Regions from separate parts of the Homo sapiens genome. Here all the other regions are linked to region 1. The links are chromatin loops, found by intact Hi-C in ENCODE. Cell type or tissue: CD4-positive, alpha-beta T cell. All regions are shown on one strand. Links, peaks and the distances in the headings refer to the core of each region. The heading gives the core; the rest is flanking DNA.

Evidence for each region. Hi-C counts contacts between places; a loop is a spot of excess contacts. Peaks named below come from ENCODE experiments on the same cell type or tissue, not always from the same donor. Only the 100,000 strongest peaks of a DNase experiment are listed, where the experiment ranks them.
Region 2: a loop joins it to region 1, with 19 times the contacts of the local background. A loop is called at or near these places in 22 of 110 quality-filtered maps.
Region 3: it touches region 1 in a loop (2.8-fold over the local background); 4 of 110 quality-filtered maps call a loop at or near these places.

Annotation. Positions count from the first base shown.
Region 1 is chr11:85,851,784-85,857,375 of GRCh38, forward strand. It overlaps CCDC83 (coiled-coil domain containing 83), which reads left to right and starts at 3,600. Exons shown (of 11, transcript NM_001286159.2): 1 at 3,600-3,801. It also overlaps a transcript of SYTL2 not described here and the pseudogene AHCYP6. In CD4-positive, alpha-beta T cell, for the core only: CTCF peaks have their summits at 3,234 (motif pointing right) and 3,441; a DNase peak (open chromatin) is centred at 3,188; H3K4me3 peaks cover 1,143 bases; H3K27ac peaks cover 397 bases.
Region 2 is chr11:86,191,589-86,197,180 of GRCh38, forward strand. LINC02695 (long intergenic non-protein coding RNA 2695) reads right to left here and starts at 1,910. Exons shown (of 2, transcript XR_001748524.2): 1 at 1,845-1,910; 2 at 1-1,326. It also overlaps the pseudogene FNTAP1. In CD4-positive, alpha-beta T cell, for the core only: a CTCF peak has its summit at 2,108 (motif pointing left); a DNase peak (open chromatin) is centred at 2,113; H3K4me3 peaks cover 512 bases.
Region 3 is chr11:85,992,490-85,998,081 of GRCh38, forward strand. PICALM (phosphatidylinositol binding clathrin assembly protein) reads right to left here. Exons shown (of 20, transcript NM_007166.4): 12 at 4,337-4,440. Among named protein-coding and RNA genes, the nearest start is that of PICALM, 74 kb to the right of the region's middle. In CD4-positive, alpha-beta T cell, for the core only: no CTCF peak of the experiment used is centred there; no DNase peak of the experiment used is centred there.

The DNA of each region.
Region 1 (5,592 bases), core at 1,825-4,324:
AATTGCTTTTCTATTTAACTAAAAAATCTCCATGCTTTAAAAATTTTCCGCTGGTAGCTTTTTCTCCTGAATTTGCACTCTTAATAATTTTATCCTATAATCCCATCTGATGATGTTATTTTAGGGAAAACCAGGTTAACAGAAGAACATTTATCAGATGTGTAGATCATAGCAAATTCCTGGCACTTAATAAACACAATACTGATAGACTAAAGGGAGGTTAAAATGAGGTGGAACACGTAAGTTATCTCTAACAATGATTAATTTTTGTATATTTTACTGATGAGAAAAACTCCTTTAACCAAAAGCTGCTTAATATTTTTATTAACTGCTTCAGTTCCCTTCAAGTTCTTAATACGTTATTAATATAACACAGCATGAATAAAAAATATGATAATCCATTTTTTAAAAAACAAATTCAAGAATGCCAAACAGGTGACTTACGAAGGGAGCAGGGAAGCCTAAAGGGGCCTCATTTCTGTCTTCCTGGGACAAAAGGATAAGTAATTGACTGAAATGTAACTACCAGGACATAGACGCTCCTAGGATGTAAAAGAAAGTTGTCTGCCTCCCCCTCCCCCTCTCCCTCTCCCCACGGTCTCCCTCTCCCTCTCTATCCACAGTCTCCCTCTGATACCCAGCGGAAGCTGGACTGTACTGCTGCCATCTCGGCTCACTGCAACCTCCCTGCCTGATTCTCCCGCCTCAGCCTGCCGAGTGCCTGCGGTTGCAGGCGCGCACCGCCACACCTGACTGGTTTTCGTATTTTTTTTGGTGGAGACGGGGTTTCACGTGTTGGCTGGGCTGATCTCCAGCTCCTAACCGCGAGTGATCTGCCAGCCTCGGCCTCCCGAGGTGCCGGGATTGCAGACGGAGTCTCGTTCACTCAGTGCTCAATGTTGCCCAGGCTGGAGTGCAGTGGCATGATCACGGCTAGCTATAACCTCCACCTCCCAGCCGCCTCCCTTGGCCTCCCAAAGTGCCAAGATTGCAGCCTCTGCCCGGCCGCCACCCCGTCTGGGAAGTGAGGAGTGTTTCTGCCTGGCCGCCCATCGTCTGGGATGTGAGGAGCCCCTCTGCCCGCCTGCCCAGTCTGGGAAGTCAGGAGCACCTCTGCCCGGCCGCGACCCCGTCTGGGAGGTGAGGAGCGTCTCTACCCGGCCGCCCCGTCTGAGAAGTGAGGAGCCCCTCCGCCCAGCAGCCGCCCCGTCTGAGAAGTGAGGAGCCCCTGCGCCCGGCAGCCACCCTGTCTGGGAAGTGAGGAGCGCCTCCGCCCGGCCGCCTCCCCGTCCGGGAGGTCGGGGGCGCCTCTGCCCGGCCGCCCCTTCTGGGAAGCGAGGAGCCCCTCTGCCCGGCCGCCACCCCGTCTGGGAGGCGTACCCAACAGCTCATTGAGAACAGGCCATGATGACAATGGCGGTTTTGTGGAATAGAAAAGGGGGAAATGTGGGGAAAAGATAGAGAAATCAGATTGTTGCCGTGTCTTGAGTAGAAAAAAGTAGACATAGGAGACTCCATTTTGTTCTGTACTAGGAAAGATTCTTCTGCCTTGGGATGCTGTTGATCTATGACCTTGCCCCCAACCCGGTGCTCTCTGAAACATGTGCTGTGTCCACTCAGGGTTAAATGGATTAAGGGCGGTGCAAGATGGGCTTTGTTAAACAGATGCTTGAAGGCAGCATGCTCCTTAAGAGTCATCACCACTCCCTAATCTCAAGTACCCAGGGACACAAACACTGCGGAAGGCCACAGGGTCCTCTGCCTAGGAAAACCAGAGACCTTTGTTCACTTGTTTATCTGCTGACCTTCCCTCCACTATTGTCCTATGACCCTGCCAAATCCCCCTCTGCGAGAAACACCCAAGAATGATCAATAAAAAAAAAAAAAAAAAAGAAGAAAAGAAAAGGGCCCCAAAGTGACGTCAGCCCCATCTCAAATTCAAACCCCATAGTAAACGAACAAGATAGACCTTAACTACTGACTAATTCTCCAAAGCAAAAAGTCAGGAAAATAAAAAAATCTCGTTAAGCTGTAAAAAATAAAAATAAAAATAAAAATACATATCCAGGTACATACTCTTTCTTTCTTTGAGACAGAGGCTCGCTCTGTCACCCGTGCAGTGGCAGTCTCGGCTCACTGAGATCTCAGCCTTCCAGGCTCAAGCAATTCTTCGGCCTCCACCTCCGAAGTAGCTGGGACTACAGGCACTCACCACTATGCCTGGCTAATTTTTCGTAGAGATGGGGTTTCGCCATGTTGCCTACGCTGGTCTCAAACTCCTTACCGCAAGCAATCTGTCCACCTCGGCCTCCCAAACTGCTGAGATTACAGGCGTGAGGGATTGTAGGCGTGAGGGATTACAAGCATGAGCCACCGCGCCCTGCTATATTACTTATTTCTTAAACACCTGCAATTCATTAAAATACACCATGTATAAATTATAAATCATAATATTATCAAGAACTGTTATTTCTAAGTGCTGAATAAATGAATATTTCCACTCATTAAAAAAAAAAAAAGTTGTCCGTTCAAAGCCAGTGTCAAGTACCAAAAAAAGAAAATTATCTTGCGGCAGATAATGAGAAATAATGCAGGAGAGGAAAGAGGAACTTTAAAGGCTGTACGTGTAGGATTTTCTTTTTCTCTCTCGGAGGAAAGAACAGCAAAAAGCGAAGAGTGGGAAATGCTGGACTTAAATTCCTTTCTTTAGGTTTACGAACAAAAAAGGAAAGCGAGAAGAAAAACAGAATCAAGGACTTATACAGCAGGAAGTTGCCCTGTAAGCATTTAGTCCAGGGACCTGCCATTCTTATTAAGAGCTAAAACCAAAGAATTAGTGCACGAAAGTAGAAAGAAGACAAGCCGCCATTGTGGAAGGAGCGCAGCGGGACAGAGGCGCGCAGAAGCCTCACCAGACAACCAGGCCCCGTCCCCGTCCCCCGAACTGTGCGGAAAGCGCCACCGAGTCCAGGCGTCTCATTTTACAGCGGAAGACACAAACTCTGAGATCCAAATGACCTGCTCACGGTCACAGCACGAAGCCCGTGGGCCCTGTGTCTACAGTCACCAACTTCCAGGCTTGCGACTAAAGGGAGCCAACGAGCGCGTGAGCGTTTGAGACCAGCTGGCTGAGGGACGCCGAAAATCCCGCGCGGAGGAAGGCGGGAGAGCGCTACCGCTGCTACCAAGGCGGCGGCGCGGGCGCTCGGCCGGGACCCTTCCCTGCGTCGCCACCAGATGGCGCGCTCGGCCCGCCGTTCGCGGCTAAGCTAGGGCGGGTGGGGAGGGAGTAGGGAGGAGGACGTCGGTTGCCTTGGAAATGCAGGGCGCAGCAGCCGCTGCAGTGGAGCCGGTAGGCCTGGCCGGCGGGCTGAAAGGAAGTGCGAGCTGTCCGCCCAGGGCCGGGTATCCGCCCCTGCAGGCTGTGGAGGGGATGTCAGGAGACTGGCTGGCCTCTTTTCTTGGCCCCCGACTCCTTCCAGTCTGACACTGAAGACTTTATAAGCTTCCCCCCGACCACCCTCCACGGGCTCCACTCTCCACGGGCCTGGGCTTGCGCCGCTTCGAGATCAGCCTGGGGGTCGCGCCCTCCTGGTCTTGTCCACGAAGCGCCGTTCTTGGGCCGTTAGGAGCTGCTGGGAAGGGCTCTGATAGGCCCACTCCTCTTCTCCACCCAGGAGATGAGAAGGAGGGCAGGCCTTTTTAATCTGATCAGAATGTTAACCCATCTCTCCGCCTTGCGGTAGAACCCCTGGATACATTATTTGCCCTCTCGAAAGGCAGGCTCTGAATTTGATTCAGGTTTGTAACCTTCACGGTGCCCTCACACAGCCCCTAGCACACAGCAGACGCAGAGCAGACTAAGAATGCCTTCCATTCTTATGAGGCTTTATCACTTGACAGTTTTCCCAAAGCGTTTGGAGCCTCATAGCCCGGACAGCAACTAGGACAGATGGAGGAGGAAACAGGTCAGAGGTTCAGAGACTTGGCCTAGGTTATACAACTCTGTGCAGGAGCTGGGACTAAGCTCGGTCTTGCTTCTCTTAGTGCCTCTCTCACCAAATTCTGAGTCTAGTGAATGCTTTCTGAGGACCTCACATACTCTTGCATCCTTCTCAATACCAGCGCAATGCTCTTCCGCTGTAGGTACTTCATATGTGCTAAGTGTGTTATTGATGTCTTTTACCCTCATATCCCAATTCATAGATTGGTTTCAACTTCTTGCTCTGGATACTACAACATTCTTCTAAAGAAAACACTTGGTTTCTTTTATGAATTTGTCACATTTGTACAGTGCCATGTTGTTGCCTCACTCCCTTCCTTATCCCATAATTTTCTGCTGGGCAAGAGAGAGAGTTGAGGAAGTGATTAAGAGATGGGAAAAAGTGCCCTATCTAAGCCAAAAAAAAAAAAAAAAAAAGGAAAAGAAAGATTCCTGTGATGACAGAGGGGAAAAATAATGACTGGGTATTTATCAGTCTATGTGATAATTGCTCATGGATTGCCTTACAGCCACCTCCAGAAGATCCTCTTTAGACTCACTACTGCTATTTGAAGGTAGAAAGAAGCCTTTTTGTTCTCTACCATTATTATTGCATATTTTTCCCTTATCCTCATAATAATATTTTCATAGTTATTTTTCTTTTCTTTGTTGATAATTCTAAAACTGAAGGACAGTAAGAGTGGGAAAAAAATGTAGTTCTGGTTACTAGAGAAGTTAGTGTAATATACTGCAGTTCAAACTATTTGATATTAGCAACTCTGGATCAGAAGACGGACTAATTTTAAAGCTAAGACTCCAATATCTTTGGGTACTGCAGTAGAAAAATGTGCCATGACTAAAGGATTGGTGAAGAAAATACATGCTAATGTAATGTACATCATCAGTCGTCCAAGTGAAACTTGAAAATGTCACTCATCTAGATATTTTTAAATACCTTGATTTTAATATATGATTTTAACATATTTCCAAACCGGGCAAATTTTACATTTTAACACTAACAATTTTGGTCCCTATCATATATACATAATCAATATGAAAAGCGGTCTCAATTTTTAAAATTAATGTTTTAGGTGGTACTATTACCACTGAATGGCTTTAAATTAATTCAGGATTTTTAAAAACATTTACTGGAGACCATTTCTAATTAAGTTAAACATGTGTTCTGTGCAATCTCATTTGCAGTAGCCACAAAACGAATAAACTACCTGGGAACCCCCTGCCCAGTGCCATACCCCCAGTGCCTGTCCCCAGATCGAGGCTTGGGCCCCTTCAGCCATGTCTATCACAAGCACCACCAGCATGTCTGACAAACTGCCCTACAAAGTCACTGACATTGGCCTGGACTTCTGGGGATGCAAAGCCCTGGATATTGTGGAGAACCAGATGCCGGGCCTGACGTGCATGTGGGAGCTGTACTCAACCCTCCAAGCCCTCGAAGGGCACGCGCATCACCAGTTGCCTCCATAGGACCCATGGAGATGGCCATCCTCATTGAGACCCTCATTACCCTGGGTGCCAAGCTGCAGTGGTCCAGCTGCAACATCACCCAGGACCATGAGGCAGCTGCCATTGCCAAGGCTGGCATTCCA
Region 2 (5,592 bases), core at 1,090-3,589, 340 kb after region 1:
GGTTGCTCTGGGCCTTCTCTGGAGAGTCTCCTACGAATAGACTTGGTTCCAACAATGCTTAGCCTCTGCATCTCTTGGATCAAAGTTCCAAATTTCTAGGGAAATCTGGGGACCAACAAAGATTAAGAAGTTTAGGAAGTTTGAGTCATGTGATGGGGACACAGCTCTGGAGGATGACTTCTATGTATTAGAGGCAAATATCAAAGAAAAAAGAGACGGCATGAGATGGACAGTCTTTCCAGAAATTGTCTATGACATTGCCACAGTTTCTGAACTGGTCTTCTTGCCTCTGGTCTTACATTTCACCAACCCACATTGTGCATTCTCTTCCAAAATACAAGTCTGAGAGAAAAAAAAAAAGAAAACTATAGGCGTGAAATCCTTCTTCATCTCTTACTAAGTCTTGGACTTTGAGCAACAGCAACTACCATCTGAGTCCCTCTGATCTGCTAGCACTGTGTCAGTACTTTACATATGTTATATTCATGACCACTCTGCAGGGCAGATATTGTAATTACTGTGCAAAAGAAGAAAGTGAGGCTTGGAAGGAATTAGTAAGCTTGTCCTAGGGGCCCTGACTGGCAAGTAGCAGAATTTACCTGATTCAAGGCATTTATTAATGGATTATACTCCTTCTCTGAGATTTGCAGTCTCTTGGTTTATAAAGTGAGTATAACTTTTTTGTTTTTCAGGATTAATGTTAGAATTAGGCAATACTGGCTACATAATTTGTGAGGCCCAGTGCAAAATGAAAATGCAGGATGGCCCCTTGTAAAGTAATTATTAAAAATTTCAAGAGAGCAACAGCAGGGCATTAAACTCAGTATGGGGCTCTGTTTTTGGGAGGCACCAAACACCCAAACCATATCAGGATGTGAAACCATCTTTGGGGGACCATTATTCAGCCTACACAATAACAATATTCTTATTCTTATTATTTTGTTGTCCTTATTTCATGCTTCAGTGGTTTCAGAATAAAGTTCAAACTCTTTTCCAGGACATGGCTAGCCCATTGTGATCTGACCCATGCCTATCATTCTAATTTCAATTCTTTCTATCCCCCCACATGCATTGAACACTCCAGTAACATTGAACAACTTGTGATTTTTCCACTGCAATCTGCTGTCACTTGCTGACCAGCCTCTTTCATACTGTTATTTCTGCACAGAATATTCTCCCCCATTTCCCCTTTTCACCATTCTTCTTCTCTTTCAGTTCTGTCTGATTTTATTGTTGTTGTTTTTAATACTTAGCCCAGGTTTTCTCCTTGGAAAACTTCTCTCCACCACTTATGATCTTGGAAAAGTTTCTTCTCTATTTTCACATCTAAAGAATGAAAATCACAGAATAACACCTGCATTATTATGAGGCTCAAATGACATAATCCACATAAAGCACTTGGCAGACTGCCTGCCAGGTGGTAAGTGCCCACAAAAAAATTATCTGTAATTATCGTAAATATTCTTTGACCTTCCCCCATGGTGATATAAGAGCTTTCTCCTCTGTCCTCTACTAGCAACCAGAGCATAGAAGGTGGCAGGCTTTCCTGTAATTTACTGCTCATGTGTAAGTCTGTTCTGCTGTACTGACCATTCTTTGAGATCAAGAGCTCAATTGTTCATTTCCATATCTTTAGTGCCTAGCACAGGGTTTGGACATATGGCAAGTTAATACTTATTGAAGCAAAATAGGGAAATAATTATTAAGAGGACACATGCTAATTCTGTTCTCAGAATATTTTTTAAAACATTCATTCCATTCTTATGTTCCTGCAGTACAAGTCTAAAAATATTTCATTTGTCTACCTTCTATTTAAATAAAAGTGCAGCATTAACAAAACCTACCCTGTTGAGCCAAATTTCCTTTTGTCTTGCTTTGCTCTAGTCACTTCCTCTTTTTTTTCTTTCTACTTCCTCCTGGTAAAGGTCATTTCTTTCTGTGTCATAATCTCACCTTTTTTTTTAAAAAAATAATGTCAATGTTTTTCCCAAAATATGCATTCCCAGAAAGCTGCGTAGTCGTTACCCGTAACAAGGAAAACCCCACCCTTCCTGTCCCCCGCTGTGCTGCAGCCCTTGAAGTCTCCAGGGTATCTGTAACCTTAGCATGGAGTCAGTATGAGCTCCCTCTCCTGGCAGGTTATAGTCATGCTAAAGCTAGACACGGCTAGAGTATCCCAGTCACACATCCAGAAATGATTATAAAGCATGAGATAACCCAGGCCTTTCTGTTCCCTGAGCTCAGATTTAAGGCAGGTGTGGGGCTATCTAATTTGTTTGTAAAATCATTCGCTTGACAGGCATCACAGAGATCTGAATCCCATCCTACTGCTTGGAGGAAAGAAGCTGCACCGTTTATGAAAAGAATAAGAATTTGGATTTGTGCCCTGTTCTACCACTTATCTAGCTGGCTGCTCTTTTGTCAAATTACTAATACCTGCAAGCCTCTGGATCTTCAACTTTAGGGTAACATTAGACCTATTTCACCTACCTTATAGGGTAGATGTAAATTTTAAAAACAATATAAAAACGGTGCTACTTATTGGGTAATAGCTATGCTTCAGGCACTGATAGGTGCATTATCCCTATTTTGTATATGAGAAAACCACAGTTCAAGCAGTTGTCACATAGTAACTCTGTTAACACATGGAGAGCCAGGATTCATACCCAGGTCTTTCTGACTCAAAAGCCTTTCTTGATGTTTTCCCTTTAATTATACCAGACTAATGTTCCTGAATCATGCATCTGAAAACATTTGGGGGAAAACAAAAGTAAAATTCTATACTACGAAGGTAAATTTTTATTTTATAGATGTTGAAATTGAGGCCCAGAGAAGCGCAGTAACTTTCCCTAGGAGTTGGTGGCAAATACAACTCAGTAGTTTATTAAGGACTCAATAGTATTTACCCAATAGGGCTAGCAAGTGTGCAGGCTACTCGGGTGTTAAAATGTAGCTGCACCCAGGTGAAAGGGCAATCCAATAAAGGTTTCAGGTACTTTACACTTTTTTTCACATGCTTTCCACTTCATGGTTGCACTGGACAGCTTAGGTGATACAATCTCAATGATACTGTCCAGATCACGAGGGTTTCCTGAGTCCTTGTTGTGAAACACAGGAGGCCCTCTGTGTGACTTGGTCCCAGCATCAATTTCCAGCTTCATCTCTCATTAGGTCTCCTGGGTCATCATCTAGCTCCAAACCTCCTCCTCAGTCATAATGAACTGCTTGCAGCTCCTGGAATGCATCACATGGATTTGTGCCTCAGAACCTCCATTCCTTTACCTAGAATATATTTCACCCGCTGAGCATCTACTTATTTTCCAAGACTCTGTTTAAATGTCACTTTTTGGATACAGTCTTATTTGATCTCCTACCACCCCTCCCCACTTGAGATAGAATTAACCATTCTCTCCTTTGGGCCTCTAATATCTCCTCTTCATATTTTTAATTGGGACATATAATGTTTTTATTGCACCAATATGCAATAAAACTGGTTTGTTTGCACTTCTGTTTGTTAACACCTTAAGAATAAGGACCATCTTGAGATGGCGGCCACCGAGGGGGTCGGGGAGGCTGCGCAAGGCGGTGAGCCCCGGCAGCTGGAGCAGCCCCCGCCCCAGCCGCACCCACCGCTGCCCCAGGAGCAGCACGAGGAAGAGATGGCAGCAGAGGCTGGGGAAGCCGTGGCGTCCCCCATGGACGACGGGTTTCTGAGCCTGGATTCGCCCTCCTATGTCCCGTACAGGGACAGAACAGAATGGGCTGATACAGATCCAGTGCCGCAGAATGATGGCCCCAATCCCGTGGTCCAGATCATTTATAGTGACAAATTTAGAGATGTTTGATTACTTCCGAGCTGTCCTGCAGCATGAAGAAAGAAGCGAACGAGGTTTTAAGCTAACCCGGGATGCTGTTGAGTTAAATGCAGCCAATTATACAGTGTGACATTTCCGGAGAGTTCTCTTAAAGTCACTTCAGAAGGATCTACATGAGGAAATGAACTACATCACTGAAATAATTGAGGGGCAGCCCAAAAACTATCTAGTTTGTCACAATAGGCGAGTAATAGTGGAATGGCTAAGAGATCCATCTCAGGAGCCTGAATTTATTGATAATATTCTTAATCAGGATGCAAAGAATTATCATGCCTGGCAGCATCGACAATGGGTTATTCAGGAATTTAAACTTTGGGATAATGAGCTGCAGTATGTGGACCAACTTCTCAAAGAGGATGTGAGAAATAACTCTGTCTGGAACCGAAGATATTTTGTTATTTCCAACACCACTGGCTACAATGATTGTGCTGTATTGGAGAGAGAAGTCCAATACACTCTGGAAATGATTCAACTAGTACCACATAATAGTTCATGGAACTATTTGAAAGGAATTTTGCAGGATCGTGGTCTTTCCAAATATCCTAATCTGTTAAATCAATTACTTGATTTACAACCAAGTCATAGTTCCCCCTACCTAATTGCCTTTCTTGTGGGTATCTATGAAGACATGCTAGAAAACCAGTGTGTCAATAAGGAAGACATTCTTAATAATGCATTAGGGTTATGTGAAATCCTAGCTAAAGAAAAGGACATGATAAGAAAGGAATATTGGAGATAAATTGGAAGATCCTTTCAAAGCAAACACAGCACAGAAAATGACTCACCAACAAATGTACAGCAATAACACCACCCAGAAGAACTTGATGGAATGCTTTGATATTTTATTAAGGGACTCTGCAGGAGTTTAAAATGAGGGTGATCCTTCCCTTTGCCTGTGGCGTAAAAATGCATCACACAGGTATTGCTTTTTAACAAGAACTGACGCTCCTTGGGTGCTGCTGCTACTCAGACTAGCTCTAAGCCATGTGATTGTTCTAAAGCAAAGTCATTGCATGGGAAGAGGAAGAAAAAGTCCCATAAACGAACTTTTGTAGTCTTATCAACATGTAATCAAATCCCTTAGCATCAGCTCCTCCCTCAGCGGTACACGCGTCAAGATTTGTAGCAGTAATAACTGCAGGTCACTTGTATGTAATGGATATGAGGTAGCTGAAGTTTGGTTCAGTAAGCAGGGAATACAGTGGTTCCATCAGAGCCAGTCTGCACACTCACATTATCTTGCTATCACTGTAACTAACTAATGCCAAAAGAACAGTTTTGTAATAAAATTATAGCTGTATCTAAAAACAAAAAACAAACAAACAAACAAAAACAATAAGGACTATCTTGTTTGTCATTGCATCTTTAGTCTTCAGTATTCTGAGCACTTAGGGGCAGAGCATGATGACCGGCTAACCCAACAACTACACCCAACTAATCTTTTGCCTGCTTCCACTATAAAAGCCAGAAAAAAAAGAATCATTTTTCCCAACCTCCCTTGCAACCATTAGACACTACACACACAAAAAAGCTCTGCCCAATAACATCTGAGCAAAGATCTTAGGGAGAAGCAGACTGCTTCTAAGAGCACTTATGCAATTCTGATAAAAGGGTCAGAGTGACTGATACAAACCGTCTCCCTTTCCTTCTGTCTTGAATACAAACATGATGCTTGAGTTGGAGTAGTGCCATCTTGCAACCATGAAGGAAAAGCCCA
Region 3 (5,592 bases), core at 1,090-3,589, 140 kb after region 1:
TGGCTAGGCTGGCCTCGAACTCCTAACCTCAGGTGATCCACCCGCCTTGGCCTCCCCAAAGTGCTGGCATTACAGGCATGAGCCACCACACACGGCCGAATGTTCTGTTTTTAAATACATGATATTAACAGCTGCATAGAGTTTTAAAAGTACATTATATTTTGTCAGACAAGTAAAATATCTGTTTTTCACGCAAAAAAAGCCATGAAATACGTAATTTTTTAAAGACACATTATTTCTGTAACAGATCCATTGGTTTATGAGAAAACACATGTTCAGGAAAGGTTACCAGTCATCCGCTGTTCTACTGACAGATAGGTTTTATCTAGCACCTAATTTCAATCACTTCCTATTACGTGAAACACCTTAGAGAAGAATATTCAGAAATATTTGCAAATGCATTCATAATTAGATCAATCAGATAAGGAAAACCAGTTCCTAATCTACTTGACAAAACACTACAGGTAATCTACAAGATGTTAATCTATTAATGGACATTACACTATAATAATAAAAACCAATTCATTAAGGTATAATAATAACGCTCCAGCTATTTCAAGTTAACCTATTAAACTGGCAATTCGAAATCCCTTAAAGTTTTTTTTTTTTTTTTTAAATAAGAGTCTTGCTCTGTTGCCTAGGTTGGAATGCAATGGCATAATCATAGCTTACTGCAGCCTCGACCTTTCTGTGCTCAAGCAATCCCCCCACTTTAGCCTTCTGAGTAGCTGGGACCACAGGTGTATGGCACCATGCCTGGCTATTTTCCGATTTTTTTGTAGAGGCAAGGTCTTGCCATGTTGTCCAGGCTGGTCTCGAACTCCTGGGCTCAAATAATCTGCCTGTCTCAGCTCCCAAACTGCTGGGATTACAAGTGTGAGCCACTGCACCCAGTCTAAAATTTTTAAATATAGTTTTGTCCCTTTTTTTTTCATTATTCATTCAAGTTTAATTTTTTCATTTTTTTGAGACAGAGGTTCGCTCTGTCGCCCAGGCTAGAATGCAGGGGCATGATCTTGGCTCACTGCAACCTCTGCTTCTCAGGTTCAAGCGACTCTCGTGCCTCAGCTTCCCGAGTAGCTGGGATTACAGGTGCACACCACCACACCCAGCTAATTTTTACATTTTTTGTAGAGATGGGGTATCACCATGTTGGCCAGGCTGGTCTCAAATTCCTGACGTCAAATGATCCACCCACCTCAACCTCCCAAAGTGCTGGGATTACAGGCGTGAGCCACCACACACCTGGCGCAAAAGTTTAATTTTATGCTACACTAGAGTCATCTAAAAAAATCCAAAAAAAGTTAAAACAAGGATTAAAATGGCACCACAGTCATATTATCGCCTTTAAGTCCTAAACAACTGATACCTACATTCACACACACTAAACTGATTTTTTTTTTTAAACATGGTAGAGACAAGGTATTGCTATATTGCCCAGGCTGGTCTCAAATTCTTGGGCTAACGCAATCCTCCTGCCTTGGTCTCCTAAAGTATTGCAATTACAGGTATGAGCCACTGCACCTGCCCAGATAATCAAATTTTTTCATCAAGTGTTTTGTGTTTCATGCCAGCTAAAAGTAAAGCAAATTAAACTTCAGAATGGATAATTCTATTACACCTAAACTAAAATCTGAAATCTTGCTTCAAATATTCAACAGTGTACCAAACTGATAATATTGTATATTTTTAGATATAAAAATTCAAAGTTTGCTATCATCCAAAATTTTCAGGGTGATGAAAACCTAGGTCTTCTCAGATATTAGTATTCAATACCGACTGCTTGTTTAGACTCCACAACATTTGTTGAAAAAGTCAAGGCTCATTAATAATACAATGAGGCCAACAAGAGAGCTTGTGTTCTCCCATTTTCATTCTACCAAAAGGTAGAATCTTAAATGTCTTTCATATATACATATAAACTTTTCTTCCCTTTATCTCTATCTTATCACTAATCTATGACTAGGAATGCGCATCATTTCTGTGGTGTTTAAAAGAACTAAATTAAATACTACGTCTGTTATTGGCATTCATTTTTAGCTAATAAAAGCCAATAAAAGAACAGTACAAGATTTGGGGATTATGAAAAAAATCATACCTTTGCTTTGTCATATACTATAACAGCAGCATTATATGTAAAATGTTACATATTTAAGTGTTCAAGTAAATAGTTAACTTCAAAATACCTTAAGCATTTAATGTTATGATCTAAGCTTCTCATACATGAGATTTCTTTTCTTTTCTTTTCTGTCTCCCAGGTTAGAGTGTGGTGGCACAAATCTCGGCTCATTGCAATTTCCGCCTCCGGGGTTCAAGTGATTCTCATGCCTCGGCCTCCCAAGAAGCTGAGATGACAGATGTGTACCACCACACCTGGCTAATTTTTGTATTTTTAGTAGAGACAGGGTTTTGCCATGTTGGCGAGGCTGTTCTGGAACTCCTGTCCTCATGTGATCTGCCCACCTTGGCTTCCCAAAGTACTGGGATTACAGGTGTGAGCCATCGCACCTGGCCTTATATGAGATTTCTTTATTTCAGTCTAAGTTTAAGTTAGTTTAGTCTAACTTTAATTTTAAAAATTAAAAAAAATATATCGATCTGATTGTCCTGGATATGAGTACTGACTTGAATTAGAACTTTCTTGGCTTAAAGTACTCTTCAGTATCATGCAGAAGTCAAAACCTTGTTTATCACCAACTCAGAAGCCAAATATCCTTATATGAAAGTTAAGACAGGATTTAATTCTGATTAATTTATAGGACTTAATATGGGGGAAATTTTTACAGAAACAGCATACAAAGCAAAATAACCGAAAATAGAAAAGTAAAACATGATTAAATGTATTCCAATATATTGCAGTCTGTCACATAGAGACTTTGATGGAATAATGTCTTATAACAGGACATAGAACAATTCTTACAGACTGAAATTACTTAGAATTGTTCTTCCACAGTAATAGTCTATCTGCTTTCATATGTGACTTTAACAAGTTCAAGTAGAAACTTCAACTTGTCATTTTTAGTTGTACATGGTGTCCAGACAAAACAGGAATTGCAGTTCAGCTTCTTTGAAATGTTTAATATATTTTTATTTGGCCTTCTATAAAATTTTTAGTCTATTTAGAAAAACAACTCAGCCTTAGTTTTAAAAAGACTACTACATTTCTTTAAAAAAGGAAATAAGCTGAAACTGCTTAAATGGTCATGTTAATTCTACTAACCTTTTCTAAAGCAATTCACAATAAGGCAGAAAATAATTAAGAATCCAAAAATCAGAACATAACATTAGGATATTAAGAAACTGCTTTCTTAATCTTAATTTACTATCTATAGTTCATTCTGAAATAATTCTAAAATACTTAACTTTAAACTATTAATATCTTGTCATTTTTAGGAATTACTCTCAGATCTTAAAACTTAGCTAAATTAAACTAGCCTTCAAAGTCAATTAGTTTTTTAAATCAAGTTCAGGCTCACAAAATTACCATGAAATCTAGTGTTTTAGGGTTTTACTATCTGCTCTGTGCCCCACCTTATTCAACAAACATTTACAAACTACTTGTCGGAACAAAATATTTTAAAACCTGCCTTCACAGAGCTTACTTTCTAGGATATAGTTCCTTCAAAAAAATAATTTAAAATGTTCTTAAATTCAAATCATTAAAATAAAATGAAAAAAAGCTTTGTTTATATACTATAAAAACTCATTAGAATAATTAACTTATCTTGCTATGAGAGATAAGCCTATCACTTCAGAACTGCTTAAGGGCAGCAAACATTCTTATTGGTACAAGGGGAAAATTCTTTGACTAGCAAAATCTTTCAGGTCTTAATTAAAAAAACATTTAAAACATTTATGTCTTGACCATAAAGCTGGTCGAGACAATTATGGTCACAACATGTTCCCTGTGTGATAATACCATCTGAGTTTTATTAGAACTATATCATATACTTAACACAAAGATAAGTTATTCCCCAAAAGTTAAAAAAAAAAAATTCTACACCAAAATCGAAATAACCACCATGCATTTTCTGGTTATGGAATAAAAATTCAACATTAAAAGAATAATCTCATAGTTAAAAACACACTTGGTCCTTCCTCTTACATTTAGTTTTATCTTTATTAAATGTCATTTCATAATTTAATTGAACATAAATTCCTAAATTATTTATAATAAATGAACATACCTTCAAGGGATAAAATTGCTTCATTGCCATTTTAATACTTATCAAGTTCTCATGTATCAAGTGTAATAAAAAACTACAAATAAGTAAACACCACAGAATGAGGAGGAGAGATGCATGTAACATCTAAAATAGAATTCATCAATGCTTACCTCCCCATGTACTTGCTACCTGAGAAGCAGTTGACATAGGATGTACAGATGGGTGAAAAGTTGGCTGCTGCAAATCAAGCAGATCATTGGGCAGCTTTGATGTGCTAGAAAGATATTTTGGAAACGTGTTTTATTTACCAGAAAAACTTTGCTACTTTAGTGTCACCTTCTCCACCCACCACAGATAAAAACATTAAAAACAAGGGAGAAAAGTCTCATTAATATAAATCTCAAAAGAGGAACAGTTTCTTCATATGACAGCATATTTCTAAGGAGGCTTGGAAAAATAATCTAATATCATATCTTAAGTTTATATAAGATTCAAAGAACAGTAGCTCTTCTGAAAAGGATGAATGTCTTCCCCTAGAAAAAACTAATTTCCCTATTAAAATGAACCTAAACAACAAGATTCTAAAATACAAAATATCACAGCAATTTTAATATTTTTAATAAAACTCTTTTCTTACTTTTAATATTCACAGAACTTGAATCACATTTGCAATACACTACACAGTAAAATACTCATTAACCTCACTTCTAGTGCCTCAGTGTCCAAACTATGTATCAATGATACAGGGAAAAAATTTTACATGCATTTATGAATAGAGCCACCCCATCACACAACACACTATTTACATGATATATTTCTTTCTTCTTTTTTTTGAGACAGAGTCTCGCTCTGTCGCCCAGGATGGAGTGCAGCGGCGTGATCTTGGCTCACTGTAACCTCTGCCTCCCAGGTTCAAATGATTCTCCTGCCTTAGCCTCCCAAGCAGCTGGGACTACAGGTGCGCAGCACCGCATCCGGCTAATTTTTGTATTTTTAATAGAGACAGGGTTTCACCATGTTGGCCAGCCTGGTCTCAAACTCTTGACCTCAGGTGATACGCCTGCCTCGGCCTCCCAGAGTGCTGGGATTACAGGCGTGAGCCACTGTGCTCAGCCTCTTTTTTTGTTGTTGTTTTGCTTTTTTTGAGACAAGAGTCTCACTCTGTTGTCCAGGCTGGAGTGCAGTGATGTGATCTTGGCTCAATGCAACCTCCACCTCCTGGGTTCCAGTGACTGGCATGCCTTAGCCTCCCAAGAAGCTGGGATTAAAGGTGCATGCCACCATGCTTGGCTAATTTTTGTCCTTTAGTAGAGACAGGGTTTCACCACACTGCCCAGGCTGGCCTCGAACTCCTGACCTCAGATGATCCACCCACCTGAGCCTCCCAAAGTGCTGGGATTACAGGCGGGAGGCACCATGCCTGGCT